Linked DNA regions of Mus musculus: all the other regions are linked to region 1. The links are chromatin loops, found by intact Hi-C in ENCODE. Cell type or tissue: heart. All regions are shown on one strand.

Region 1 (4,000 bases):
AGGACTCTACTAACACAGAGTATAATCCCCATGGGTTATGAGACTACACAAAACTAAAGACGTTTCTACCTCAAAGAAAACAGCCACTTGACTGAAGACAGAGCCTGCAGAAAGGAGGGGAAAACCTTTGCTAACTACACATCAAATGGGAACAATAGAGCAGTGGCTCTCAACCTTCCTAATGCTGCTGTCCCTTTAATACAGTTCCTCATGTTGTTGCTTCTTCATAAGTGTAATTTTGCTACTGTTATGAATGATTATGTAAATACCTGACATGCAGGATGTCTGATATGTGACCCCTGTGAAAGGGGCAAGACCCACAGGTTGAAAACTGATTTAGAAAATGCACAGAATCGCAAAAAGTAAACAGCAAAGACAAGTCATCAGTGAACAGGCCAACGAGCGGGAGAAACGGGTCTCAGAATAGGAAACAGACGTAAAGTGAGGTGGCATACGGTATCTTCAGCCATCAGAGAAATGCAAATTAAAAGAAAGGCTGTTAAGAAAACCAATCACAGCTGGGCATGGTGGCACGTGCCTTTAATCCCAGCACTTGGGAGGCAGAGGCAGGCAAATTTCTGAGTTCGAGGACAGCCTGGGCTACACAGAAAAACCCTGTCTCAAAAAACCCCCAACCCCCCCCCCCCCAAAAAGAAAAGAAAACCAATCACAGCAGACAGTGGGGGTGCATGCCCTAAATCCCAGCCCTTGGGAGGCCGAGACAGGCACTCTCTGTGAATCCATGGCCAGGTTGGTCAGAGAGACCAGGCCAACCAATCCTACACTGAGAGAACCAGTCTGTAACAAACAAACAAACAAAACAGACAGAAAACTAAAACAACCAAACAAAAGGAAAGAAAAAGAAAGAAGAAAACAGACCTGCTGGTGATGATGTGGAGAGTAAAGGAATTCTTATGCTTTGTAGGTGGTAATGTAAGCTGGCCCAGCTTCTCTGGAAGTCAGTGTCTAAGTCCCCCAAGAAACTAAAAATAAAACTACCATAAAAGTTAGCTCTGCCATTCTTGGGAACAAAACTTAAAGTCAACACACCAGAGATACTGGCACATCCATATTTATTGTTGCACTAGTCCTTATAGCTAAGAAATAGAACTAGTTTATGTGTCCATCAGCAGATAAGAAAATATACATAATGGATTTTTTTTCAATCGCAAACCCCCTCGGAACCAGGTTTTTTTTTTTTTTTTTTTTTGAAAAAGCAAGGAACTGGAGATCAAATATTAAGAAAAAGAAGCCATACTGAAAAAGACAAATAACATTTTCTCTCATACACAGCATCTAGATTAAAAATGTGTATGTGTCATGAAAGTTCAAACAGGACCATGAAAAGGGAAGAAAAGGTCTGTAGGGAGGGAAGCAGTGGAGAATCTAATGGAAATTCACAGGACAATGAAAGCAGAATGGATGACTAAGAGGGGGAGAGCACAAGGAAGAGAGGGAAGAAAGTAGTATGGAGGAAATCAATGGGGAAGGTAGATAAAATATTTGTGTGTGTATGTGTGCCATAATGGAATTCATCACCCTGAATACTAACTAAAAAAAAAGTAGAATATTTGAGTATATATAGTAGTAACTTCCATTCTTTGACTTCCAGAGTTGAGGTAGAAAGCTACACACCAGAGATGTGAACAGTTTCTCACTAGGTGGCTCTCTTTCCCGTGAGTGGGCGGTGCGTTGGCGCTGGTGGAAGATAGGGGCCATTGTACTGCTGCAATCGCCCATACGTCATAGCGCCTCACACTCGCGCTTGCTTGCAGCATGAGGGGGCATAGTTCACTTTCTATTTCGTTAATGACATGCTGTCCTTGAGAATGATGTCCAAGTGGGCTGTACTTTCGTTTCCTGAGAACAGAAACACGTTCCAAATAAACACTGTTCTAGGTTAATAGGAGTTGGATTCAGAGAAAGACCTGTAAAGCGATTCTTTAGGCAGCATGGAAAAACCGGAAGATATCAGGTACCCAAACCAAAACCAAGATCCCATTGAAAATGCTGGTTTTAACTATACAGTGAGGACTGCGTTCTTGGATCTTATTCTAAAACACTTTAGGATAGCTGCTTATATAACTTTCAACATCAATTGAAAATAAAACCTGTAAAATATCAATAATTACTTCATTCCATCAGAATGACTTATTCTACACGATTCCACATCATCAGGATCCATTATTTCTATTTTAACCCTAAACCTGACACAAAATGCTTAAAATATTCGTTCTCAAAATGGAAAATTATTTTCTTAAACTCCCTCATGCAGATAAATCTAGATACTTTTTTTTTATGGCAAGTTCTAAAACACTGCAGATGTTTTTGAGGAGGGGGTCTTTGGAGATCAACCTTCGATGACGGAGCGTCTTTTCTCTCTGAGGGTACCTCTGGAAAGAACGTCATCAGCCTTTCTGATCGCTCTCCATTCTAAATGCCTAAGAACTGCGTGTTAGCCTCCTAGGCTGGGTTCGAGCTCTCACTAAGTCGCCTACGGGAGGTCTCGCCGGTGATATCGAGTAGGAATTAGGCAAGGGTCGACCGGCTACAAAAAGTCGAACATTCGCGATCGCCGGAGCCGCATCTCGGTTGTCATGTGCCCGTCTCTTCCCTTAGGGACCCGCTTCTGGCGGGATCCCGCTGCCCAGCCTCAAACAGTGGTGGGGAAGCCCCTTCCCTTTCCTCTGACTTCGCAGCATCGCCCTCGCTTTCTCGTTCCCACCCACTCGCCGCCGGCCTTCATAACCTGCCTTTTCTTCTCGGGCCCGGCCCTCTCCCTACCCGGCTCAGATAGGCAACGATGGAGGTGGTTTCCACCCTTGGGGGACTGGCAATGCCTAAAATGAATGCTTCGGGGTCTCCCCCAATTTTTGCTGGGAGAGTAAGGGAGGAAGAAATGGACTTTCCTACTCGGATAACCATTTCGACTTCTGGCTTTTAAAAAGGCAGGGAATCCAAGTGGGGAATCCTGGGCAGTTTCCAGGGAACCCGTTTCTCTACGGGAGGGTCACCCTGTCTACACACGGCAGTTACTATGACAATACAACCACAGCCTCCAGTTTCCATGGCAGCGGCCTGCCCAATCGGATTGGTTTTCCTTTCTATTTCTCCCTGGGCTCCGCCCTATTCCCCCCCCCCCCCCCAACCTTCTCCCAGAGTGCCCGGGGAGGGGCGGCTGAAACGGGGGAGGCCTCTGCGTCACTCTCCGGCGCGCGAGGGGACGACCGGAGTCGAGGAATTGGCGGGCGGAACTGTAGGAGGAAGGGGTGGCGTTTCCGGCGGGGAAAGTGGAGGAGTGGGAAAAAAAAAAAAAAGAAAGAAGGAAGGAAGTGAGAAGTGGGCGGGTGGCCGGGCGGAAGGCTTTGAGTGTGACTCCGGGCTGCTCTGGGCTCGATGTCCGCGGTGAGCCGGGGGCCGCCCCCGCGCCCGGGAGGAACAGGACGGAGCCTTAGGAGGCCGCCGGGCACCAGCACCGGATCGTTCGGCCGGCGCGCGGGCACCGCACCGCTCGCCGATCCCAAGAGGGAGCGCTACAGAGCGGCGGAAAGCACCCAGAGGGACCGGCGCTGCTGAAGTCTCGCGAGAGCGAACCCGACTTCCTTCCTCTGCTTCTCCCCTCCTCTTTCCCCGCCCCTTTCCCCTTCTTTTTCCCCCCCCCCTCCGGAGCCGGAGCGTCCCTGCGCCCCACAGGCCAGAGCCGCAGCCGCTGCCGGAGCCGCTCCCCCCAACTCCCTCCCCCTCGCCTCACTCACTCTCCCCCCCCCCCACCCCGCGCCAAGCGAGGAGGAGTCGGAGGAGAGGAAGATGGCGGCGACCGCCAGCACCCGCGGGGCCGCGGGGCCGCTCCGAGGAGCCTGAGAGACCCACGGAGGCTTCGCGGCGAGACGCGGCGGCGGAGGATGAGCCTGCAGAGCGCGCAGTATCTCCGGTGAGCGCCGGAGCTTGGCCGAGGCGTGGTGGCGACGGGGGAAGGGGAGGCTCTCGGGGGGCCGAGGAC
Region 2 (4,000 bases), 140 kb after region 1:
AGCAGTTCCCTAAGAATCAGTGGAGGGCTGATGTAGGGATGTAAGCTACAAAGCTCTTCTGAGAGATTTGGCAATGCTTTGTGTATCAAAAGTCTTTAAAAAATGTCATTTTTGTGCTAGCATTTCTCTTCTGGGAATTTTATTGACATAAATAATTAAGATTTAAAATGATCAATTTTAGCAGGAAAAACTAGAAAATCTAACATGCAATAACAGGGATCAGTTGCATATAAGATGTTACATACTAGTGTATAGCAGTTAAATGCCACAGAAATAATCTATTGCTAAGGAAAGAAGATCATGTACATGACTACACAGCTGGAGTGTAAGATTCTATTTATTTTTTAAAAGAGCACAAACCCTTGTAGAAACTCCTTAGGTGTGCAGCGATACCATATAAGGCAGTGACTGAGACCCAAGGAATAGCATGGAGATCACCTTTTTAAGCTTGCATGCTTTGTTTTCTATAATATTTACAAAATTAGGAAAAACTATAAGACCCAAGGAAGTAGGACAGAGATCACCTTTTTAAGGTCACGCATGCTTTGTTTTCTATAATATTTAATATTTACAAAATTAGGAAATCAAGAAGCAGCTGTGTGTGTTTGGCAAATTTATTTTTCAAGCCCATTTAAATCCAACCTGAGTGGATTCCTCCTGAAGCACACGCAGAAGTGATGGCTCTATCCTTTAAATTTACTGCACTCCACACGGCACTCTCCTAACTCTACATTTCAGGGCTATTTTTTTCATGACATTTTTACTTGTCACAAGCTCCCTTTAAAGCTGGACGTGGTGGCATATACCTTTAATCCCAGTGGAGGCAGGAGATCTCCTGAGTTTCAGACCAGGTTATAGACTGCGGTTCAGTCTCAAAAGTCACACTGTAAACTCTTGTGTCAAGGACAGGAAATAGGTACAATGTTGACTGTGGGGCATCAAAGGACTTTGCTAATAGTGAAACAGAAGAGATTAATGCTGTAGTCTGAAACTCACCTTCACTGCCTGGCTCTTTGTGTTAATAGGGGGGTTTTTCAGAGCAGCCTGGAGAGCAGCTGTCATGTTTCCTGTAACGAAGGTTAAGGGTGGAACAGAAAAGGATGGCCCCTGCTTTACAGGAATATTGGTTTTTGACTTGACTTTCTGCACAGTAACAAAAGTTACTATGGTCATTATGTTCGATATTAGAAACTGCATGGGTGTGTTTCCCACATGTCAACCAATGGTAAAAATACTGGAATTAAACAATAGATTTAAAAAAAAAAAGCAAAGACTGTTTTGACCTCAGTTCTATCAGTCAAATAGATTACACTTTCCAGTGAGATACACGCAATTGTCTAGATGGGTATTCAAGAAATCTTAAGACTATGTGTTAAGAATTATTAGGTCACCAAATGATGCAGTTTACCAACAAAGTATACCACTTGTCTGTGTGACTCTTGCTGGAAAACAACCCTAGACTTTATACTGAAACTACACTGTGTATTAACTGAAATGCTGGCTGATTATTCTGGCAATCAGAATGGAAGAATAGCTTAATATGAACAGGGCTCTGGATGATGTAGTAACCCGCACGACCTGTAGGTGGCAGCTTACTTTATTTCCTACAGGTTATTCAAACTGGGCTGGACCATCCATACCTACTCAGTCTCTGAAAGCACTGGTGAGTTAGCAAGCAGGGGAAACGGAAGGCCAATCAGACTGTCAGAACAGACAGTCATTTCCCTAAAAGGAGAAACAGAGTCACTGGTTCCTCCATCTGTAGTACCCGACCAATCTGAAGTCTCTCCTAGTTAGAACCAGAGACAATATCTTTATATTTTAAAATGGATTGACAAAAAGGTAGACTGAATTGATAATGAACACAGCAGTAGGAATCACCAGAAATTACCTAAAATACATTAGTTTAATAAAATATCATATATCCACCATAAAGACTAAAAAAAAAAAAAAAAAAAAAAAAAAAAAAAAACCCAAACAAACAAAGAATAAGCTCACCATTTCTGTGCAAAGGGTCTAATAAAAAATTATCTACAGTAGGTAATAAACTACTGTCAAGCCTGCATGGTCTTTTAAAGAAAAAAAAAACCCAAGTATTTTAACAAATAATCAAATTAGTAACAACTGTGAAAGTTATGGTAATGAAAGTTAAACCTATACTGCACATATATGTACGTTTGATGCTGTGGTTACCACTGTTTTTGCTCACTTTCTTCATTATAATCTAGTAGAAAATTGATGAGGGGAGAGCTGTATGAACAGACTTAATGAATACGATTTTTCTAAAGCTCCAGTTTGGATTTTTGTAACATTCTATTTTTCTAAGGGATCGATGCAAATGAATTTCGAGGTTATGAATATTCAGATATGCAAACCAAGGAACCAGGAACTGACAGCCATGTTTTAACTAGAAGGGAAACAATTTCAGAAAAACAATGTTGATTTATAGAACCGACTCATTCTCTGCTTTATTCACTGGGGTTCATCTTATATTATTCCCAGGGATTCTCTGCATGCATTCGCTATCCCTTTTTTAGTGGCCTTTTCTTAGCAGGTGAAAGGTTCCAAGCTTTAACTGGGAATTTTGGAGAAGAAAACTCCCTTCGGCTCGTTCATGAATTATAATGCCACCTTGCCAAAGCCCTTCTCTCTTAATAAACAATGCTGCCGATGAAATAGCCCCGGGGCTGAATGTACCGAGGGCCTCGATTTGCGAACCGCTCCATCTCTCCTGGCTAGGGATAAACTATCCCCGCTCCGCCAACCACACACACCGGACAGGAAAGCAAGACTCCAAGCGGGACGCCCGTGTCCCCACCGGGCAGAGACTGGCTCAGGTGCCCACTAGGACACCAGCGGTGCCCCGGGGAGGGCGCGGCCGCTTAGGACCGCGCACCTGAGGAATCGGGGCGCCGCCGGTAAGTTCGCCGGCGCGGCCGCGGGGTACAGGCGGCCTGCTGGCCCCGGGAGCTCCTGTCCTCCGTCCCCACCTAGAGCCGGGCACAGCCGGTCGCGTGGCCCCGCGTCCCCACAACCCCCGGCCGCCGCGAGCGTAAGGATATTGCCGTAGGCACGAGTCCACCTCGCCCTCGTCGGGCCCGGCCTGGCCATCGCCGCCGTCCTCCTCGTCCACGAACTTGTTCTCGTCATATTCGTCCACGTCCACCTTCCGGAAGCGGGCCGACGACACCGTGTTCTTCGACATCCCGGATCGCGACGCGACGCTGGCCTGCCCCTCCGCGGTGCCTCTCCTTTAGCGAGCCCAGCCCGGTCCGACTCACTTCCCTCTTCCGCTCTGGGGCGTCGCCGGCAGCCGCGGCTTGCAAGCTTCTGGGCCTGCGCGCTAGCGGGCTCGGCCTCCTCCTCTGCTTGCAGCCATCCTTCAGCCCCCGCTCCGCCCCCGCGTCCCCCGGGAGCGCGCGTCGGCAGGGGAGCGCGCGGGACGCACCGCGCACGCGCGGGCCCGCTGCAGGAAAGGGGCGGGGCTGGAGAAGGAGGCGGGGGCGGCGGGTCGACAGAAAGCTGGCAGAGGCGGCGCGGAGACGCGATTGGTCGCCGGGGAGCATCACGTGATGCCCGGGACGTTCCCATAGAAACGCTTTTCTGCGGTCCTGCCTTGCGGGGGGTCTTGGGCTGGAGGCTATGGGCACCTCGGGAGCGTGGCCTGGAGTGCTGCTGCCGCCGCCGCTGTCGGTGCCAGCCGCTGGTTGTTGGGGTCCGGTGTGAAGTGTGGGTGACCGGACTCGCGCGTGGGGTGCGATGGACTGGCTGCAGAACCTAGTCCCCTGCAGTCTGCAGGAGTATGAGGCAAAGTGATGCCCAGCTCGGAACTAGTGATCGGAGCCCTCCATTCGGACCGTGCGCCGCCGGGGGCTGCCTTCCCGAGCTGAGAGCCCCTTCCCCGGCTTGGACTCTTGGCACGCTGTCGGTGGGAGGTCCCCAAGGACGGAATCGAAAAGGTCACTTCTTACCTGTCAGTGCTGTGTGACAGCATCGCGAC
Region 3 (4,000 bases), 430 kb before region 1:
CAGTATCATTATCTTAAAAAGACTACTGATCCGGAGCTTACACTTTGCTGGTCTGCTTTGCATCTTGGGTTGGGATTAGCACAGTGTGCTGCCAAGCCCGGCTCTCAGCTGGTTCATTTTTACAGCACCCTCCCTTCCCCTGTCTGCTGGTCCTATCAGCACTGCAGGTAGTTCTGATCTGAGACTAAAACGCATGATCTTTTGGCTCGGGCTCTGGGAACTGAGTCATTCTGGCACTGACAATATTCTGTGACTCAGCAGGTCCGAAGAGGAGGATGTCAGAATCCAGATAATTTCGAGTCTTTTAAAGGCAAGCTAGGACACACAAACAACAGAGTGGAAGAATTTCAAAGCAGGTCTGCGTATCCAGGGGAAAATGTCATTCCATTCCCAGCCTTCTCACTTCCTTCCTTGCCCGGTTAAATGACAGTCACATTTTAATTTAGAGCAAGGAAATCACAAAATTGACTCTGAAGCTGAGATCGAGCCCTGTGTTCCACAGGGATCCAGTCCCTTGGACACCTCGGGATCTCTCCCCTCAGCGTGGGCAGGGCTTGCCCCGGGATACAGGAGGCAATGCCCGGGACGGCTGGGGAGGGCGAGGTCACGCAGGCCACCGCACCGTTGCGCTGTGTTCAGGCTCCAGAGTCAGGTAGTGGCTGAGCTATACCGTAAGGACTGACATCTGGTTGGGCCAGGGTCCAAGTCCTCATGAAGTCAAAAACACAGATTCCGGGCCACCTCACCCACCTGCGTCTCCCTTTAAGAACCTCCTCTTAGCCTCATACCCTCCAGGGCAAGATCCTCTAAGGTACAAGACCTGGATGAGGGTTCCCAACCCACCGAAGCCCCTACCCTCCCAGCATGCACTGCCCAGCACCCCACACCCCACGCCCCGCCCTCCTTCCCTCACTCACGCTCCCTCTCCGCCCACCTTGGGCCCCTCCCTCTTACCCCCTCGCCCAGCCCACCTCTAGTCACGCCCATCCAGAAGTCCTCCCACTTGACCCCTTGCCTCTTCCATCTCGCGCCCCCCTCCCTTTTGCTGCCGGTCCCGCCCTCCTCGCACCCCACCCTCCTACTCCACCGCCCCGCCCACCTCGCGCCCGGTCCTCTGGCTCCCGCCCCTCCCATCTCGCTTCTCTGGCCCACCGCCCTCCAGGCCGCCCCCGCCGCCGCCGGGAGTCGCTGGGGAGGACGCGTAGGGCGGGGAGCAGCTCCTGGCCCGCGTGAGCTGCCGAGGAGGCCGGCCTTGGGTTTTCTCCACCGCCAGATCCCACCCCGCCGGGCAGACCCCACCCCCTTCTCCTTCCTCCTGGGGCGCGCTCTCGAGTGCGCGCTCGGAAGTCGGGGGTCGGCGCACAGTGCAGGCTGCGCACCGGGAGGTAGCGGAGGCAGCGCGATCTTGGCTCGGACGCCCACCCATCGGCTCTGCGTCCGGCTCTCGGCCTCCAGCCCGGTCCACAGCCCGGCCTCGGCCCGCAGCGGAGGATCGGCCTCGGGATACGCCGCTAGGCGAGTGCAGCGCGGCACCCCAGCCTTTGCCGAGGGCCCGCGCGCAGCGGGATGACGGGCGGCGGGCGGGCCGCGCTGGCCCTGCAGCCCCGGGGGCGGCTGTGGCCGCTGTTGGCTGTGCTGGCGGCTGTGGCGGGCTGTGTCCGGGCGGCCATGGACGAGTGCGCGGATGAGGGCGGGCGGCCGCAGCGCTGCATGCCGGAGTTTGTTAATGCCGCCTTCAATGTGACCGTGGTGGCTACCAACACGTGTGGGACTCCGCCCGAGGAGTACTGCGTGCAGACTGGGGTGACCGGAGTCACTAAGTCCTGTCACCTGTGCGACGCCGGCCAGCAGCACCTGCAACACGGGGCAGCCTTCCTGACCGACTACAACAACCAGGCCGACACCACCTGGTGGCAAAGCCAGACTATGCTGGCCGGGGTGCAGTACCCCAACTCCATCAACCTCACGCTGCACCTGGGTAAGCGATGACAGCCCCGTCCCCACTACTCGCTCACGGTCCAGCTCCGGGGCCGCATCCATGGAGCCGCTGGTCCGGCCTGAGGGGCCTGTCCAGCCGCGTGCTGACGGTCTGTTCTCCAGCGTGGGCCACACACAGAAATTCCTTTCTCCAACTTCTAAAATTCATCTCGCTTTGAACATCCGGTGAGGGCCACCATGTCCCACGCTAGCATCTCTCTCTTTTTTTCTTACTCTTTCTAGTCCAACCGGATTCTCGTTCCGTTGATTCTTTTCTATTTCAGCAGTTAGGATTTTGGACCAACACCCCCCCACCCCCTTTTGCACCCTGAGGCGCTAATGAAACACTCATCCTGGCAGGACAGGACTATCACATAGCATGCTTACATTAGAGTCTTGAAGGTCCACTTTCAAACACTTGTCTTTAAAATGTTTGTCTGTCTCCAGGGTTGAGAATGATTGCTCTTAGTTTTGATAGGGGAATTTGAGGGGAGCAAATGCCTTTGCCGCCGGTATTTCTATGTGTAATTAAAGTGGAAGTTCACTTTTAAAGTTACTGTTCTTCAGAGCTGTTCAGCCTTAATTAGGAGCTGTTTCACTGCTAATCCTAGTTGGGAGAAAACAGAAAGGTAATGAAGACACTCTCTGTAATTGAGGGCAGTTTTGTTCCGGTGTAAAAAGCTCCAAGGCTCTCCTGGATAGTCTTCCCTTTTGCTTTGATCCGAAGCAAGTGTGGAGACAAGCATGCTTTAGAATCCAGGAGAGGGCTGAAGTAGGAGACTTCATGGCAGAGCCGTGGATGAGCAAGGCTGTGATTATCTGAACGGATCAAAGTTCCTGCTTCACCTGGAGATGTTTTCTTTACTTTTGAGACAGACAAGAGAGCAGAAAAATTTTCATTGCTGTGTTCAGTTGTGCAACATTAAGTGTGAAAAACTGATTGTTGCCCTGGGATATTTGAGAGGGATATTTTGTAGGCAGATAGTCCCCTGATCGTGGTTTCAGGGTTTTCTTTCCACTGCTCTTCATTATATTATATTATATTATATTATATTATATTATATTATATTATATTATATTATCAGGGAATTTTCTTCAGAGAAAGACTATGACTTAGAGAAAGTGCCTTGAAAGTGTAAATGACTGTGTGTGGAGGAAGTTTTAGGAGAGCAGTGTTACTGCCTCTGTAGTAGATGCTGCCTTTTTCTTTGTAGACGAGTCACCAGGCAGATGGAACTTTTTGAAAACAAGCTCATAAATGAAAATGTGAGGCATCCGATTTTCAGTAATTAAGAGTGAGTTCGGTTTTGAAAAGGACTGGAACGACATAGAAGTGTAAAAGTGATGCTTTGGAGAGATGCCTTTCTCCAGACGGCACTCCGCTTCCCAAGATCTCTGGGAGTCCTTTGAAGTAGCTTCAGAGTTTTTAAGTTCTATAACTTATGTCCAGTTATTTTTAACTTTTTTTTTATGTTTTACTTTTTTTTTGTACTCAATTCTGAATCCCCTTGAAGTCTTGCTTAATCCGTTTTCAGATTTAAAAAAAAAGAAACAAAATTCAGAGGCAAGGCCTTGACGTCTCCCAAGTGCCTGAGATGCCGTTGAAAAGTTCTGAACAATAGGCTGTCAATCTCTGCTTTCCTCCTTCTTTAGGCTAAGGAGCTGAGGTTTATTTCAGGTGATTGCAGAGGGAGAAACTAATCTCTGGCGAAGTCTCTGTTGCAGAGACATGCGCTAGGGTAAGAGGGCAGCCAGGTTGCTACTGTTGGGGGCCAGCTATATTAATTAGCTTTGGGCCATGTTAATGACGAGGCCAAAGAACTCTTCCATCTCATTAGGACGGCAACATGATATTTTCTATACGCTTGGACTTGATTTTACTGAAAAATTCTTCAGTTGGTTGCTAAATGACATTCATAAAACTGGGGCTCACTCTGGCTGTCCTGGGACTCACTATGTAGACCAGGCTGACTTTGAACTCCTAGAGAACCCCCACCTGCTTCTGAGTGCAGGGTACTGCGAT
Region 4 (4,000 bases), 110 kb after region 1:
TGTATGTGAGTACACTGTAGCTGTACAGATGGTTGTGACCCTTCATTTGGCTGTTGGGAATTGAATTTTAGGACCTCTGCTCGCTCCGATCAATTCCGCTCGCTCAGACCCTGTCTGCTCCAGCCAAAGATTTATTTATTATTATAAATAGGTACACTGTAGCTGTCTTCAGACACACCAGAAGAGGGCGTCAGATCCCATTACAGATGGTTGCGAGCCACCATGTGGTTGCTGGGATTTGAGCAGTCAGTGTTCTTAACCGCTGAGCCATCTCGCCAGCCTGAAATACATATTTAAGTTTTTAATATTTATTTGGCGTGGAGGCAAAGGAGGCACACGGAGAAGTCAGGGGATGGTTTATGGGAGCAAGGGGGTTCTGGGAATTAAACTCAGGTCATCAGATTTGGTAGCTCCTCTATCTGCTGAGCTATCCTACCAGCCTGGAATGAAGTGTTTCAAGTCTTGTCACTAGCAGGGCAAGGATTCATATTAAAAAGCCACTGTAGGAAGATGGAGAATTAGCTCAGCTATTAAGAACATTTGCATTTGCAGAGGACCTGGGTTCAGTTCCCAGCGCCCACACAGTGATTCACAAACATCCATATCTTCAGGTCCCGGAGATCCAACACTCTCTGACCTCATCAGGCTATACACGTGGTGCACATATACACATGCAGCTAAATTACTCAAACACATAAAATGTTGTAAATACACATCAACAGCTTCTTGAAAAGGAAGCTGTTGTAGTGTCTCGGGTAGGGATAACGATGCTGGAATAGTGCGAGAAGAGAAGCTGAGTGTGGCTACCCGGCAACAGGGGGAGGAGGATGTGGACCCCCAACTGCCCTAGCAAGTGCAGCGCTAGTCCATGTAAACTTGCACTTTTACATTGCTACTAAAGTCATGCTTCTGGCTCTCCCAGAGCACAGAGCTGAGGCTAGCTGCCATGGCCATTGTTGTGGTTGTTGCTGTTGGTATTTCGTCTCTGAGAAAATGTCCCTGGGGCCTGAGAAGAATGAGGGCAACACAGGACCATAACTCTTCAGAGAGGGAGGAGAGGAGATCAAAGGCTTGGGTGAGGTCACTGGCGGAGCTGGGCAGTGAATGGGGGATGAGAGGGAGGCAGTGAGAGGTTGGAATGTGCTGAGGTGGTAGTGGGAGCTAAGGAGACAAAAGAGGGACTGCTTTCCCCAGTAATCTTTGAGATGCAAGGGAGTGTTCCCCACATTTTGGAGAGTTTGACGCTCCAACAGGTGGGGCTGGCACATCACCCCTGATCCCGTTTCTCCCTTACTGTGGGCCTCAGGCAGGTTCAAGAGTCTGAAATGTTCCTCTCCATGTTATCTGCTCCTTCCTCCTACAGAGAACGGAAGCAGCTACTTGAGGCGAGCCACAGCTCAGATCATGGAAATCAGTATGCAAGCCCAGGAGAACTGCAGGGTGAGTGTCATGATAAGAGACTCCCGGGAATTCTTTCCAGGGGTGGTGTGGTATGCACTTCAGACCCAGGGTCCAATGTTTAGATGTGGAACATGCCTCAGAGGCAGTGAAGACAGATGTGAAGAGAGCAGTGACCAATTTAGCCGTCTAAGGGCTCCCCAGTAGGTGTGCAGATGAGGGAGGGGCCAGCTAGGGATGTAATAGGGCAGAGGTTTAGAATTCCTTCGGGGCAGCAGGAAGCTGGTGCGAACTCTCCCAATACCAGTTCCTCTCCGAAGGCTTAATGTACTTTGTGGGCATCAGTTCATTGTTTCTAACAACAACAACAACAACAACAACAACAACAACAACAACAACAACGCTGATAACCAAAGAGCTTTCCCCAACGAGCCTTGGAGTCTGTAACTTGTTCAAGGTTTGTGACCTTAAATATGGCTGGGACCTGTCAGCTTGCAAAGCTGGCGCTCTGTGAAAGCGAGCGAGACGGAGAAGACCACTCCCAAAGCACTGCACCCAGTCACGCTATGCTGTTTTCCTTAATAGGTCAGTTTGTCAAAGGCAATTCAGCTGTAAACCCGTTTTATTTCCCCTAATAAAAAACAAACACTGCCACCTGGAGGGATGGCTTAGCGATTAACACCACTTGATGGTCTTGCAGAGGACCTGCCTGGTTTCCAGCACCATTATAGTAGCGCAGACTATGTCTGTAGCTCCAGTTCCAGGGGATCTAATGCCCTCTTCTGGTTTCCTTGGACACTGCATGTACGGAATATGTATAGCTACACAATGACGGGCAAAACGAAACGTTCATGCACATACAATTGGAGGAAAAAAAAAACAGAACAAAACAATAAGCACTGAGCTAGCAAGATCACTTAGTGTTTAAAGTGTTTTCCACACAAGGAAGAGGACATGAGTTCAAGTCCTCAGAAGCCATGTAAAGCCGGGAGTGATGGCGCACGCCTTTAATCCCAGCACTCCGGAGGCAGAGGCAGGTGGATTTCTGAGTTCGAGGCCAGCCTGGTCTACAAAGTGAGTTCCAGGACATCCAGGGATACACAGAGAAACCCTGTCTCGAAAAACAAAACAAAACAAAAAAACAAAAAAGAAAAAGAAAAAAGAAAGAAAGAAGCCATGTAAACAGCTGGATGTGGTGGCAGGACTTGTCTGTAATCCCAGGAGAATCCCTGGAAGTTTGCAGGCCAGCTAGCCTGGCAGGCAAAGCCACAAGCAAGAGACTCTGCCTCAAACAAGGTGGAAAGTTAGGATCGACATTCTAGGTTATCCTCTGATTTCCAGACCCCTTCTCTCTCTGTCTCTGTGTCTCTGTCTCTCCCTGCCCTCCCCCCCATTAAAACAACACCACAAAGCAACCAACATCCAAGCTACCAACCAACACACAACAACAACACACCAACATGAAGCTCTCTCATGAATGATGATACTGTAGCTAGGGAAGGGGATGATGTGGCTTATAGAGATGTCAGTAAACTCTGACCCTGCCCTAAATGACTGAAGTTCTTCCACTGATGCTGTATAAGAGCTGCTGTTTCCTCTGTACATCTGGGAGTCAGCATGACCTCTGCAGCTGGAGTAGAGAAGGTTGGGAGCTCCTGAGGTCAGGAACTCGACTGGGGTGGGTGCCAGATGGGTATGGGGTGGGTATGGGGTGGGTATGAGGGGGAGAGTAGGATATGGGGGGTGATAACACATACCTGATCCCCAAGATACCTCCTGCTTGATTCACAGCCTTCTGACAGTTTAGTTTAGATAAACTAGAAATGTTTCTTAAGGGGCTGGAGAGATGGCTCAGAGGGTAAGAGCACTGACTGCTCTTCCAGAGGTCCTGAGTTCAAATCCAAGCAACCACATGGTGGCTTACAACCATCTGTAATGAGATCTGATGCCCTCTTCTGGTGTGTCTGAAGACAGCTGCAGTGTACTTACATAAAATAATAAATAAATCTTTAAAAAAAAAAAAAGAAAAAAAAAGAAATGTTTCTTAAGCCCATCATCTCAAGCAGGGTTCTACAAATGTAAATTAATGGAAAAATAAGCAAAAGTAGCCAGATTGGGTAAAAAAAAAATGCCTGGAATCATTTGGATTCTTTGTTTCCTGATTAAGCTGTGGTAGTTCAGCCTCCACAGGATCTGGCTCCCTTGGTCTTACACTGTTTCTTGTTTTTGTTTTGTTTATTTATTTTAATGTGCATTGGTGTTTTGCCCGCATGTATTTCTGTGTGAGGGTGCCAGAAGCCCTGGAACTGAAGTTGCAGACAGTTGTGAGTTGCCGTGCAGACACTAGGAATTGAACCAGGATCCTCTGGAAGAGCAGCCAGTGCTCTTAAACATTAAGCCATCTCTCCAGTCCCTGCCTTACACAGTTTTAATCGAAGAAAACAGGGATTGTAACTCCAGCTCTCTGGTTAGGCCCGTCGCTGAGCCCAGGTACCTTCTCCAGGCCCACAGGGCCACTTGAAAGGTTTCAGAACTCTTCCTTGGTTTGGGCTGGGGCACTGTGGCAGACACAGAGGTAGTGGGACAGTTTATCCTTGCTGCT
Region 5 (4,000 bases), 120 kb after region 1:
GGCTCATGAGAAAGAAACTCAAAGTAAGACATACTCAGAGCTGGGCGTGGTGGTACACACCTTTAATCCCAGCACTCGGGAGGGAGAGGCAGGTGGAATTCTGAGTTCGAGGCCAGCCTGGTCTATAAAGTGAGTTCCAGGACAGCCAGGGCTATACAGAGAAACTCTGTCTCGAAAAACAAAAAACAAAACAAAACAAAACAAACAAACAAAAAAGACATACTCAGAAAGCCACTACCCAATTCCTGACCCACAAAACTGTCAGAGGAAGCCATTATTGTTGTAAGCTACTGGGTTTTGGAGTGATTTGTTACATGGTGGTAGGTAACATATTTTTATATTCAATACTCATTTACATAGCATACTTGCTATTTAGTCACTAGATTTGGTAACCTTGCCTGGTAAAAGATAACTAACTTACACTGAGTGGTAGGCTTGGTCGAGCTACAGAGCGCAAAAATACAGTGCCCATTTTCATGAAGAAGTATAGGGTATCAACGGTCAGATAATAGTGCAAATGGATGTAGATTGTAATAATGCCAAGGCTACACAAGGGCTACGGCTATTCAAAGCTACAAGGGACACTTGTTCATGTCGGATGGGGATGGAGATGGTTCTCCCGAGGAAGTATCTGGAATAAGGACTTAGTTGTGTGAATAGGTAGTGAGAAGGAAGGGCTGGAGCGGAGGGGAAGCTACCGGGGCTGGAGTCAGAGATTGAGGATGAGCAATAAGGTTGGGACAGAGACACGACATGGTAACCTAAGTCACAGCAACGTGCTTGGAGTTTAAGAGCAGTGAGAAAGCCTTTGAGGCGTTTATGTGGAGAAATAGGTGACTGTAACTTTAAAAGCTTAGGTTTAAGAATTCTCAGGCTGTGGAGATGGCTCAGTGGTAAAGCAAAGCCTGTGATGAGTGTCGGGAGGCACACACAGAGGATCTAACTGAAACGGCGAGTTCCAGGCTCAGCGAGAAACTCCGTCTAAACATTAAAACGGGAAGACTGGAGGAAGACATCCAAAGGTGACCTCTGTCCTCCCCACATTACATGCGCGTGCATAACCTTCACATACATGTACATGCACACACATACAACATGTTTAATGACCAACGGGCTAGGAAACGGAGTGGGAAAGCAAGCATTTTCCATTGTTAGAGTAAGTATAATGGGTATGACTTCAGAGGAAGGCAATTCAGCAATCTCTCTCAAGATATTATACTAGGTTCTAAAACATTGCTTCCAGAAGTCTCCTAGTAGGTTTGAATGTATGTAAACTGACTTGTTTACCATGTCACAACAACACTGTATGTAATTCAAAAGATGAGACACCACCTCAACCAAGATGGAAATAGAGAAAAGGCTAGGTATGTATCTATACAAAAGAATATTATGCAATTAAAATGATTTTTTTCATATGATTAAGAAGTCCTCATGGAATACATAGGTGATGAAAACCAGGTAAGAAACGGGTACAGGATGCTAGTATCTGTACAGGCAAAAGAGGAACTTAAAGTATTTACCTGTGAATGCTTATACTCGGTTACATTCTTGGGGCTGGGGAGATGGCTCAGTGGTTAAGAGTACCGGCTCTTAATTGACCCTATAGCAGCTCACAGCTGTCTGTAAACCCAGTTCCAGGGGATCTGGCACCCCCACACAGACATACATGCAGGCAAAACACCAATGCACATTAAAAAAAATTACATTCTTTGTCAAGAAGACTAATAGGGTAAGTGTGTGTGTGTGTGTGTGTGTATGGGGGGGGGGGATTACTAGCATATGAACAAATTCTATAGTTGAAAATAAATGGATAAAAAGGTAAATGGTAAGATTATTTGCTACAAAAGACCCTGGCCTTTAACTCAGCACCAGTTGAAGAAACTCTTTAGGGCTGCTTCTGCAATCTTGATTTGGTTTTGAGATAAGCAAAAGGAAGCACGTTAGTCAGCCCCATTTAGGGCATTGGGCTGGCACCATTAGAAAAAGACTAAGTCTGTCCAGGAAAGGTGATATAGCTACTGTGACTTTAGCAGTGTCACATGAGTCACTAAAAAGTTCCAAGGGCAGTCACCTCCGGGTAGCAACAGACCTGGAAGATAAGGGACGTCCTAGAAAGCTGGACAGGAATGCCACGCCCGTTTTCATGCTGTGTGGAACTTAAGGAATTGTTCTAGAGAAAGGTGAGGTACGGAGATGGAGAGAGAACTTGCGTTCATTATACTAAACTTTCGTGGAACAAGGAAACAAGTAGGAAGGAGGCTGGACCAGGAGCCTGCCCCTGGGTCCACAGTGGGAAGCAGCGCCACCTATAGGCAGAACACACTGGCCCTAGAGGCTCCCCAGGCCCCAGCTTGAGATAGTGGAGTGAGTGCACAGAGCTGGCTAACCTGGAGTCCTTCCAGCAATGCAGGGCTGAGATGAGGAGGGAGATGGGAAGCGAGACCCAAGAAGGGAACACCTCTATAAATGTTAAAAGGCACTGGTTTAACTTGGTTCTTAGTGTATCTCTTCCACTCTTGATCGTTTTGGGGCTTTTTGGTAATTTTGCTTATAAAAGTGTAAAGTTACCCAATTCTAGTTATGGCCAGTGTGATGGTTTGTATATGCTCTGCCCAGGGAGTGGCACAATTAGGTGTGGCCCTGTTGGAGTAGGTGTGTCACTGTGGGTGTGGGCTTTAAGACCCTCACCCTAGCTGCCTGGAAGCCAGTGATCTGCTTAGCAGCCTTCAGATGATGGAGAATTCTCAGCGCTGACTGCACCATGCTGGCTGAATGCCTCCATGCTCCTGCCTAGATGATACTGGGCTAAACCTGTAAGGCAGCCCCAATTAAATGCTGTCCTTATAAGAGTTGCCTTGGTCATGGTGTCTGTTTGCAGCGGTAAAGCCCTAACTAAGACAACCAGTAATCTTTTAAGTCTGGCTAATGTAACATAAGAGTGCTGCCCTGGTTCTTGCTAAGTGGAACTGTAACAAAACGGAATAGCAGTTCATTAGTTAAAAATACATCATCTGTGCAAACAGAACACTGCAGGTAACTGTCATCTGGGTTAGAGGACGACGCCTGTAAGGGTGACTCCACTAGGGGAAGTGGGCTGAGTTTCTGCAGCACAAGGTTTTCTTTGGTGATTTTGGGGGTGGGGTCTCTGTGACGTGTTCTTTTTTTTTTTTTTTTTTTTTTTTTAGAGACTTTAAAGTCATGCTTTTAGTGCTGAGCAGGTCCCTCACTGTTGTAGAACCTTTTCAAACCTTTCTTCTGGCTTCTCAGGTGTCAGCTTTTGTTCATAAAAGGCTCCTGGCTTGATCTCACAAGTATCTAAGGCCCAGGGTTTGGAGATTCTAGAGGAAAGCTCAGTCCCCACTTCTCCTGGTAACAGCTTCCTCGCCCAAGCAGCCTGACGTAACTGCAGCGATGCAGGTGTAGGGTGCTCTGACGTTAGCCGACTGAGTTTCTGAGCTTCGGGTCTGGAGGTGGGTTCCCAGGAAGGGGTGGGCTATTCATTTCACTCCCTCTGTCACTGAGATTCTAGCTTTGAAAATTAAGTCACACTACCACAAACTAGGGATGTCTTCAGTGCCCTGCTGTATTTTACAGAGTTGGCATCATATTCATGTAAAATCAGTGTTAACTCTGGGCTTCAGAGACGAATGTTGGACTACTAGTGTCTCACTGACAAGACACTGAAGGTCAACGATGGGAGACAGAACTCACCATTTAAAAAGATCAAGAATGAACACCACCTCACTAAGGTATTCATTTGTGTTTATATGTGCACGTCTATGTGTGGCAGATACACCTGTGCGTGTGGACCACTGACTGCCCTCGAGCTGGAGCTGCTGGCGTTTGGGGGGGGGGTTCCAGGCTTGTTCCTGGATATTTTGATCCAGACTCCAGGCCTCATGATTGTACAGGAAGCACCCAACCACTGAGCCCTCTCTCCCGCAGCTAGAATCACATATAACAAAGAGCTCTTTGTTGCTAATTTGTTTTCCTGACAAAA
Region 6 (4,000 bases), 190 kb before region 1:
AGGCAGGAGGATTGCCAGGGCTACATAGCAAGACCCTTTCTTAAAAAAAAACGAACAGAAAAGCAATTTGCATAGGGCCATGAGGTTGGAGCTGGTTTTAGCTCAGGCTATCTAGCCCAAGAGAGAATGAATAAACCAGCAGGAGAGAACAGCGTGTGTGGAAAGCAGGGGACTGGCCATCCGAGTCAGAACTTCTGAGTGGCTTAGGTTTAACTGCCTCTTTCCCTTAAGTCAAATCGGTCATCTAAAGGATGCCTCTAACCAGAGATCCCCCTCTGGACCCCCATTCTTTTGCTATGGGGAGACTGGGATAGTAGTTACTATCCCTTCAAAGGCAGCAAAGGAAAACAAGCCACACCTATAACCTCCGAAGGGCAGAATTTCTTCTTGATCCCTCCCCTCATGTCTCAGTGACCTCAGCATGCACACCCCAGGCAGCGCTTGGAACAAGACATTCTATAACCCGGAGTGCTTTTTTCCCAGGGTTCCCCAGGGTGAGGATGAGGAGGAGGGTGAGGAGACAAAGGCTGGGGTAGGTGAGAACTTTCCTCCATGGTCATGTGAATGAATTGCCCTCTTGGGAACTTTGAAGAGGCAAGAGATTCCAGTCTGTGACTGTTGGGGGGAGACAGAAGCCAAAATCAAACATGCCTCCCCCATGCCCCCACCCCCACCCCAAGCTGCTTGTAGATTTGGGAATATGGCTACTCACATCTGCCTCATTCCAGAGTCCTGGGATGCAGAAAGACTCCAGCAGGTCACTACCACACAGCAGCAAGATGCGCAGCTCTGGGGAGGGAGAGCAGAGGTGGCACACAGCATCAGAGGAGGATCTGGGTACTAGCTCTCAGCTTTCTACCCTCAAGAACACTTAAGTCTGCACTCTTAGAACTGTGGGGCTCAGGTCGCCTTGACAACACCACCCCAGGGTATCCATAGTTCAGCACCCCCAACCCAACCTCACCACCACCACCTTCAGGGCTAGCGCAGGATGGCTGGGCTCTCTAACAGCAGCCAGCTACATACGTTGGCATAAGGACTCGGAGCCCCTCCCCCACCCCACTGTTACTTTCCTTTTCCCACCCTTCCTTTCTGAGACTGTAGCCTAGGCTGGCCTCAAACTTGCTATATAGCTGAGGTTTGAACTCTTGGACCCTCCTGTCTCAGCCTCCCTAGGGCTGGATAACAGGCACTTATTTCTGTGTTCTCTCCACCTAGAGTGGGCCTCCTTCAACAAGTGCTAACACGGCAGGGATGGGATGGAGGGAGACCTCTGACTGTGAAGATGGAGTATCCCAGTTGATCAACTGTGCGCTCTCTTTCTGAGGACGTAGCCTTCAGCAAAGGGCTCAGGAAGCAAGGCTGGGGCCACCTCCCCTTTACCCGTGGTGCTCCATGCCTGTCTTGCTTTTTTTTTTTTTTTTTTTTCCTCCTCCTCATTAAGCCCAATTTGAATTATCCCATTGAGGCTCATTGTCATTTAAAATTGGTAGCAAATGGTGAGATTCAACTGAGTGACAGGAAAAGAATCTAGAGATTCTTGACATTCCTCAGAGTGTCCTACATCTTAGTGCACATCTTAGGCTGCCCAGGTTTCTGCCTTATCCAGCGTGTTGTATCTGAGACAATGAGACCGCTTGTGCAGAGCTGACCACTAGTCTTCCAGACACGGCTGCTACCATGGTCCCTAAGAGCCCGGGGGCTTTGCCTGACGTACACCCCAGGGCTGGGCAAAGGCTTTCAGATGTTGAGCTTGCCCCTGAGAGTCTCTAGATGGGATTGAGGCAGAAGAAAGTAGCCAGCATCTATCTCATTGTCAGAAGAAAGTAGCCAGCATCTATCTCATTGTCTCTGGTTCTTCCCTCAGGGAACACAATGAAGACTGAGAGCTTATGTTATCTCTTTGGCACAGAACCTTAATTTGTCTTTCTACCCCCAGGGCCTGGCAGTGACTGGCACCCAGAGGGGACTCAGACATGGTGAGTAGTTAGGCCAGCAATTGATGTGGTTGCAGAGCTAAGAGGGCTGCCTGAGAGATAGCCCCCGGACAGTTTAAGGGCGATTTCACAATGTCTGAATGTCATGCTTGGGAAGAGGAGAACTGTGTCACTGGCATCTGGTGGATTGGACACTGCTAAGTGGCATCCTACTGTGCCCAGGGCAGCTCCACAACACACAATGCCTGCCCCTAAATGCTGGCAACACCAAGGCTGAAGACCCTGAACTGGGATTTCCATTCTTATGCTAGGACTCACACTCTTGCCTAAGAATAATATGAGACTTAAAAAAAAAATAGGCTAAAGCCCAGAGAGGCAGAGTGAAACCTCTGACTCACCCCACCCCGCCCCACGCCCGGGACCAGTGCAGATGTGCTTATTGGTAATGGCCCTGGTAGAGTCTGTGGTCCCACATGAAGCCACTGGAGGGCAGCAGTGATTTCCATATTTCCAGTCCACAAGCCCTTGAACTGGGAAAGCCATGAGGGAAGCAACCAACTGCTGAAAACAGAATGGGCTCACTGATGCTAGGAAAGAAAAAAAAAAAAAAGATGGATTTTCCTTGTGGTGTGCAAGGAGCCTGTGAGTACCAGGGCCTTGCAGGACTTACTCACTTTGCCCTCCACTGGGTCTGCCTCCCTCCGCTGGTCATCTTGACCCAGGGCCAGCAGTCAGGGCCAGTACTCTCCCTCCACACTCCCTGCTCAGGAATTCCAGCTATGTGTAGCCCAGTGGCCCATCCCAGTTCCCACGGTACACGGAGGCAGCTGCCACCTGTATTGCTGTGAACCTGGAGTCTGTCTGTCAGCAGGGGCATCATGGCTCTCCTTTTCAGAAGCCAAGAATTCTTCATTATCCCTCCCTGTCAGACACGGGGATCCCTTTCCCTTCCAGAAAGCAAAAGCAGTCAGAGGAGGCTAGCCAGACTGGGGAGCCAGAGGGGATTTCCCCCAGCAGAGACAGCAGAGCCTAATTCAAGCTCTCGGGGCGGGGAAAAGACAAATTACACTGAAAAATCCTAGGACTGTTCTGAGCTCTGCTGGACTGAGACAGGCAGCAGGGTGACAGTTCCTACAGGGGACTGCAGGGATGCAGAGCTTAGAGCTTAGAGCTTAGAGCTTTGAACTCAGCGCTGGCTGCTTTGCCTTTGGATCCTCTGGGCTTACAGAACTTGCTTGCTTTGTGGCGATTGGCCAGAAAGCCAGGTGCCCACTCTCCTGGAGACTTCAGAGCTGACAAGCTGATGTGTAAAGGATGTTAAAGTCTAAAAGGTAAATAAGAGGTGAGGCTCTTGAGTTGCTTTGGTTCAACGAAGTCTAACTGTGTGCTAACTGCACTCCATTCTCACTAATGCCTCTGCCAATTAGTAACCAGTTGTCAACATTTTACAAATAGTTCTAGGAAAGCAACAGGAATAGCCCAGGCACGACTACATCTCAAAACGTTATCACATCTGCTGGTTATCATGGTACTTAGACACACCAGCCATCTTAAGATCACAGCAGGAGCCCAAACCCGAGTGCTCCCTCAGAAGAGTATCCACAAGGTATCTGACACATCTTTAGAAGTTAAATCCGATCTGGTTGGATACCAAATTGCCTCTCCTTCTAGACATCCACCAACTTGACCCTCCTCATCATCTTCGGCCTCCAACTCCACTCCTGCCTGCCTCCGCCATGCCTTTCCAGCTGCAGGCACTTGGGTTTCCCACCTGCCTTTCACTCTGGAACCCTGGGAAGGCTTCATCTTGCTGATTTGTTGATTTACCCAGCTGTCAGCTCCTTCTCTCCCACTGCCCCCAACAGATGTTTGTAATCAGCTTCTACCTACTCTGGGCACCAGGGTCTCACACAGACAGTGGGATAGATACCTTAGCTTCAGCCAAGGCTGCAGGCAAGCCACATGGTGGCTTTCAGCCAACCCTGGCCTCCTTCTCTTCCTTAAAGCATTGAAAAACCTGAAGCGGCCTTGTTTGTCTGCAGTATCAGTAGGCAAAACCAACG
Region 7 (4,000 bases), 57 kb after region 1:
GATTTGTTTGGCACAGATGTGCCAGTTATTTTCGCTCAGGACAGCAAGGCCATGCTTCCAGCACTAGTTAAAGACAAAGCAACAAGGTCACTAGAACACAAGCTTTGGAGTCAGTTAGGGTCGTGATCAGTTTCTGGCTCTGATCTTTTCTGTGAACCTGGCATCTTCCTGATGGGACATACCCTGTTCAGAGTCAGATACTGTTATTTCTTAATGTTTGTTTTTAAACTCCTGCCATGCTCTGTGCACTTTTGAATACTTGCATGCATAAATAAACTTATACCATTTCTGGGCTTCACTTCATCTATAAGATAAGTATATATACCTCCCTTATAGGCTATGTCAAGGACTTAGACTAGTGTCTTAAATCATGCTCAGTAAGAGTAGCCACGGTTATTAGAAGGGGAAAAACAGGGACTGAATGTGATGTGCTGATGTGAAATATAGTCACAAGAGTCTCAGTAACTGAGTAATACTGTTTTGTTTTGTTTTGGTATAAAAATAGTTATTGAAGCTACACACAACTGAGTTACTTATTTTTGTAGTTTATGGTTTTTTTTTTATATATGAATTTATTCTTGCTTTTTTAGGCTGATTCAGTGTGAAAATGAGGTAGGGAAATTGTTATTTATCACAGAAATCCCAGAATTAATACTAGAAGACCCCAGTGAAGCCAAAGAGAACCTCATCCTACAAGAAACATCTGTGGTAGAGTCACTGGCTACGGATGGGAGCCCAGGACTGAAATCAGTGCTGTCTACAGGCCGAAATCCAAGCAACAGCTGTGACTCAGGAGAGAAACCAGTGGTCACCTTTAAAGAGAACATTAAGCCACGAGAAGTGAACCAAGGAAGAAGCTTTCCTCCCAAAGAGGTGAGAAGGGACTGTAGCAAAGGCGTAACTGTAACTCAGGAGGACGGACAGAAGGACAGCAGCAAGAGGAGAGCTGAGACCAAGAGATGCACCTTAGGAAAGTTGCAGGAAACAGGAAAGCAGAGTGTGGCAGTGCAGGTAAGCTGTATTTGAACTATAAAGCAGGGAGAGAAGGCTCACAAACAAACGGCAAGGTTTCTCGTGTCGTTCATAAAGACCAGTACATTAGCCGTTCCGCAGTCTAAGTGCGTTCTTTTACCTCCTAGGAAGGTATGTATAGACAGAGCTGTGGTAGATGGCGACTTTATCAATTGAAGGAGGTCCTGTGTCAGTGAAGTTCTCTTTAAGTGCTCTGTACAGAGTTGTATTTTCCTTTGGAAAGTATAACTACCAATTAATATTACAGAGGAGTTTTGGGGTTTCAGAGCATCTAGTAGAATTAAAAGTATATCAAAGCTTTCTGTTGTTTTATCTCCTACCCCCTGGAGAGTTCTGCAGGCTGGGTATTATAATAAAATACACCTTTAAACTCAGCACTCAAGAAGCAGAGGCATGTGGGTCTTTGAAGTAAGAGACCAAGTCTGGTCTACACTGTAAGTTCCAAGCTAGCAAGGGCTACATAGTGACCCTATCTCAAAAACAAACAAGGTTCACTGTACAAAGTAAAACTTAACTTTTGTTTTTTGGGGTTTTGTTTTTTGTTTTTTATTTTTGTTTTTGTTTTGAGAAAAATGAAACACCTTTTCTTGACATTGTACCTGTTTGAGCCAGCAGTGTTATACAGTAGTAGTATCCTGGTTCAAAGATTGGTAAAACAACTCAAATCTTGTTTGAGAAAACCACTTCCCAGCTTTTGTAACCCCTTTTTATACCTTTCCAAAAGGGATACTGTTAATTTCTTATAATACAAAAGGATCCTGACTTTTATTAATACCATTAATGTTTTGATGACTCTGTAAGAAGCTGTATGATTTGTTGGTTCGTTTTGACAAATGAAGGTGTTTGCCTTGGGGGCCTCTACTGCAGCAGGCTGCTTATCAGCAAGACCATCATTTCCTTGCCTGATAGAATCGGGGGCAGGATGGCAACGAAGTGTGTGGTTCCCGTCATTTTAATGTGTTTGTTCTGCCAGTGCCCTCCTGTGTGCATGAAGGTGAGAGCACAGCCTTAAGTGTCACCCTTCCCTTTGACACAGGGCCCCTCATTGGCTTAGAGTGCAGCATTAAGCTAGACTCTAGTCATTGACCCTTCTTCCTGACTCCTCCTTGTCACTTACTGGGACCGTAAGTGCTGCAGCTGGTACTTTTGTGTGGATTTGGAGAATGAATTCTCATTTTCATGTCCACAGGCATTTTACTAACTGAGCCATCCTCTAAACTACACACACACATACAGGAAATGGCCTGAAGAGAAGAGGGTATGAAGAAAACAAAAAACACAAAACCCCACCACATTCACTAGACCTGTGTTTGAGGACTAAGCCCAAGCATCTTCTGCATGTCCTCTGCAGTGGCCTCCCAGTGAGACCCATGCTGCTAACACAAGGCTCCTTTTCTCCTCAGTCCTTCTCAACCTACTGGTAGATACTAAAGTAAATCTGGCATACAGGGATGCAGTGCATTCCTGTAATCCCAGCACTCAGAAGACAGGCAGGAGGATTGCTACACATTTGCGGCCCCCTGGGACTACATAGCAGTTTCTAAACTAGCCAAGACTACGTAGCAGAACCTTGCCTTGGCAATACAACACAACAGTTTGCAGACATAGGATTATCATGCTCTTTTTCTGAAACTATTTTCTTGCCTTTGGCTCAACCTTTAGGACTGCCCATGGCATCTCCTTATTAACTTGATATTTAGAACTTTGGGCCTGTTTGTTGCTGCTGGAAGTATTTTTGTATTTGTTTAAAGAGCCTTAAGATGTGCTACCTAGGGGCTGGCGAGATGGCTCAGTAGTTAAGAGCGCCGACTGCTCTTCTGAAGGTCCCGAGTTCAAATCCCAGCAACTACATGGTGGCTCACAACCATCCATAACAAAATCTGATGCCCTCTTCTGGAGTGTCTGAAGACAGCTACAGTGTACTTACATATAATAAATAAATAAATCTTTAAAAAAAAAAGTGCTACCTAGTTAAAAGTAAACCGGGAGCCATGGTATGTCACCTGTGAGATAAGTTTTCATTAAATCACAATTCAGCATGAAGAGCCCTAGCTGAAGGTTGTAGGCATGCCTGTGGGTATGAGCTACCTCACTTGTAAACAAATGATTTCTATGTTCCTTTTCCTTATTTTTCTGTGATAAGAGAGCAAAATAATTGTATTAGTAAATGAAAGCCCTTGTTTCTTTTTAATTTTCTTATATTAATATAGATGGACATCGTAAAATTTTAATATTTTTCTTAAAGTAGGTGCTTCTTTCTAATACATGGGCACCAGGTTTTTATGGTTAGTTTTGGTTCTGTTGATTATAGGTAAAATCCCAGACAGAACTAAGAAAGACTCCAGTGTCTGAAGCCAGGAAAACGCCTGTCACTCAAACTCCAAGTCAAACGAGTAATTCTCAGTTCATCCCCATCCATCACCCTGGAGCCTTCCCTCCTCTTCCCAGCCGACCAGGTAAATACACATTCTTCTGTCTGAGGCCTTGGTGCAGGGCTTTCTGTTCACTCACTGGGTACTTTGTAACCTTGGGGCAGTGTTCCTAAGCTGAACTATAAAGCCTCCCTAATGGTTAAGGGGCTCTGGTTGCGTCATTTCTCTGTAGTTAACACACTAGTGCTACTCAGTTACTATGAAGATTCCTCCATGCTGTCATTAAAACATGAAAGTATCTTTGGGGGGCGGGGGGGGGGGGTGGCGATGTTGAGACAGGGTTTCTCTGTATAGTCCTGGCTGTCCTGGAACTCAATCTGCAGACCAGGCTGGCCTCGAACTCAGAAATCTGCCTGCCTCTGCCTCCCAAGTTCTGGGATTAAAGGTGTGCGCCACCACGCCCAGCTGTATTTCTTAATGTCATGTTAAAGACCTGCATGGTTCATTGTTACTTTTTATAATATGTAAAAACACCCTCTTCTCAAATTGTACACCTTTCTTTTGTCAAGTTTCTTTAGAACTAAAGCTGTGTTCTT

What was found. Peaks named below come from ENCODE experiments on the same cell type or tissue, not always from the same donor. Only the 100,000 strongest peaks of a DNase experiment are listed, where the experiment ranks them.
Region 2: a loop joins it to region 1, with 4 times the contacts of the local background. A loop is called at or near these places in 12 of 42 quality-filtered maps.
Region 3: a loop joins it to region 1, with 3 times the contacts of the local background. A loop is called at or near these places in 2 of 42 quality-filtered maps.
Region 4: it touches region 1 in a loop (10-fold over the local background); 16 of 42 quality-filtered maps call a loop at or near these places.
Region 5: it touches region 1 in a loop (7-fold over the local background); 12 of 42 quality-filtered maps call a loop at or near these places.
Region 6: it touches region 1 in a loop (4-fold over the local background); 4 of 42 quality-filtered maps call a loop at or near these places.
Region 7: it touches region 1 in a loop (2.2-fold over the local background); 2 of 42 quality-filtered maps call a loop at or near these places.

The regions. Positions count from the first base shown.
Region 1 is chr1:152,902,440-152,906,439 of GRCm38, reverse strand. It overlaps Smg7 (Smg-7 homolog, nonsense mediated mRNA decay factor (C. elegans)), which reads left to right and starts at 3,794. Exons shown (of 23, transcript NM_001160256.1): 1 at 3,794-3,931. The coding sequence starts at 3,903. In heart, CTCF peaks have their summits at 1,686 and 3,502; DNase peaks (open chromatin) are centred at 1,709 and 3,269; H3K4me3 peaks cover 2,386 bases; H3K27ac peaks cover 2,341 bases.
Region 2 is chr1:152,765,930-152,769,929 of GRCm38, reverse strand. Arpc5 (actin related protein 2/3 complex, subunit 5) reads right to left here and starts at 3,388. Exons shown (of 4, transcript NM_026369.2): 1 at 3,063-3,388; 2 at 997-1,069. The coding sequence starts at 3,205. It also overlaps a transcript of Rgl1 not described here. In heart, a CTCF peak has its summit at 1,572 (motif pointing right); DNase peaks (open chromatin) are centred at 1,629 and 3,399; H3K4me3 peaks cover 2,041 bases; H3K27ac peaks cover 2,022 bases; H3K27me3 peaks cover 138 bases.
Region 3 is chr1:153,330,106-153,334,105 of GRCm38, reverse strand. It overlaps Lamc1 (laminin, gamma 1), which reads left to right and starts at 1,320. Exons shown (of 28, transcript NM_010683.2): 1 at 1,320-1,978. The coding sequence starts at 1,567. In heart, a CTCF peak has its summit at 1,921 (motif pointing left); DNase peaks (open chromatin) are centred at 205 and 1,135; H3K4me3 peaks cover 3,948 bases; H3K27ac peaks cover 3,152 bases.
Region 4 is chr1:152,788,524-152,792,523 of GRCm38, reverse strand. No RefSeq gene overlaps it. Among named protein-coding and RNA genes, the nearest start is that of Ncf2, 9.6 kb to the left of the region's middle. In heart, a CTCF peak has its summit at 2,151 (motif pointing left); no DNase peak of the experiment used is centred here; H3K4me3 peaks cover 839 bases; H3K27ac peaks cover 1,828 bases.
Region 5 is chr1:152,777,558-152,781,557 of GRCm38, reverse strand. No RefSeq gene overlaps it. Among named protein-coding and RNA genes, the nearest start is that of Arpc5, 13 kb to the right of the region's middle. In heart, a CTCF peak has its summit at 2,311 (motif pointing left); a DNase peak (open chromatin) is centred at 2,307; H3K27ac peaks cover 462 bases.
Region 6 is chr1:153,090,826-153,094,825 of GRCm38, reverse strand. It overlaps Nmnat2 (nicotinamide nucleotide adenylyltransferase 2), which reads right to left. Exons shown (of 11, transcript NM_175460.3): 8 at 713-789. Among named protein-coding and RNA genes, the nearest start is that of Lamc2, 94 kb to the left of the region's middle. In heart, CTCF peaks have their summits at 2,217 and 2,416 (motif pointing right); DNase peaks (open chromatin) are centred at 2,075, 2,455 and 2,785; H3K4me3 peaks cover 627 bases; H3K27ac peaks cover 884 bases; H3K27me3 peaks cover 174 bases.
Region 7 is chr1:152,845,607-152,849,606 of GRCm38, reverse strand. It overlaps Smg7 (Smg-7 homolog, nonsense mediated mRNA decay factor (C. elegans)), which reads left to right. Exons shown (of 23, transcript NM_001160256.1): 14 at 591-873; 15 at 3,344-3,488. Among named protein-coding and RNA genes, the nearest start is that of Ncf2, 47 kb to the right of the region's middle. In heart, no CTCF peak of the experiment used is centred here; no DNase peak of the experiment used is centred here.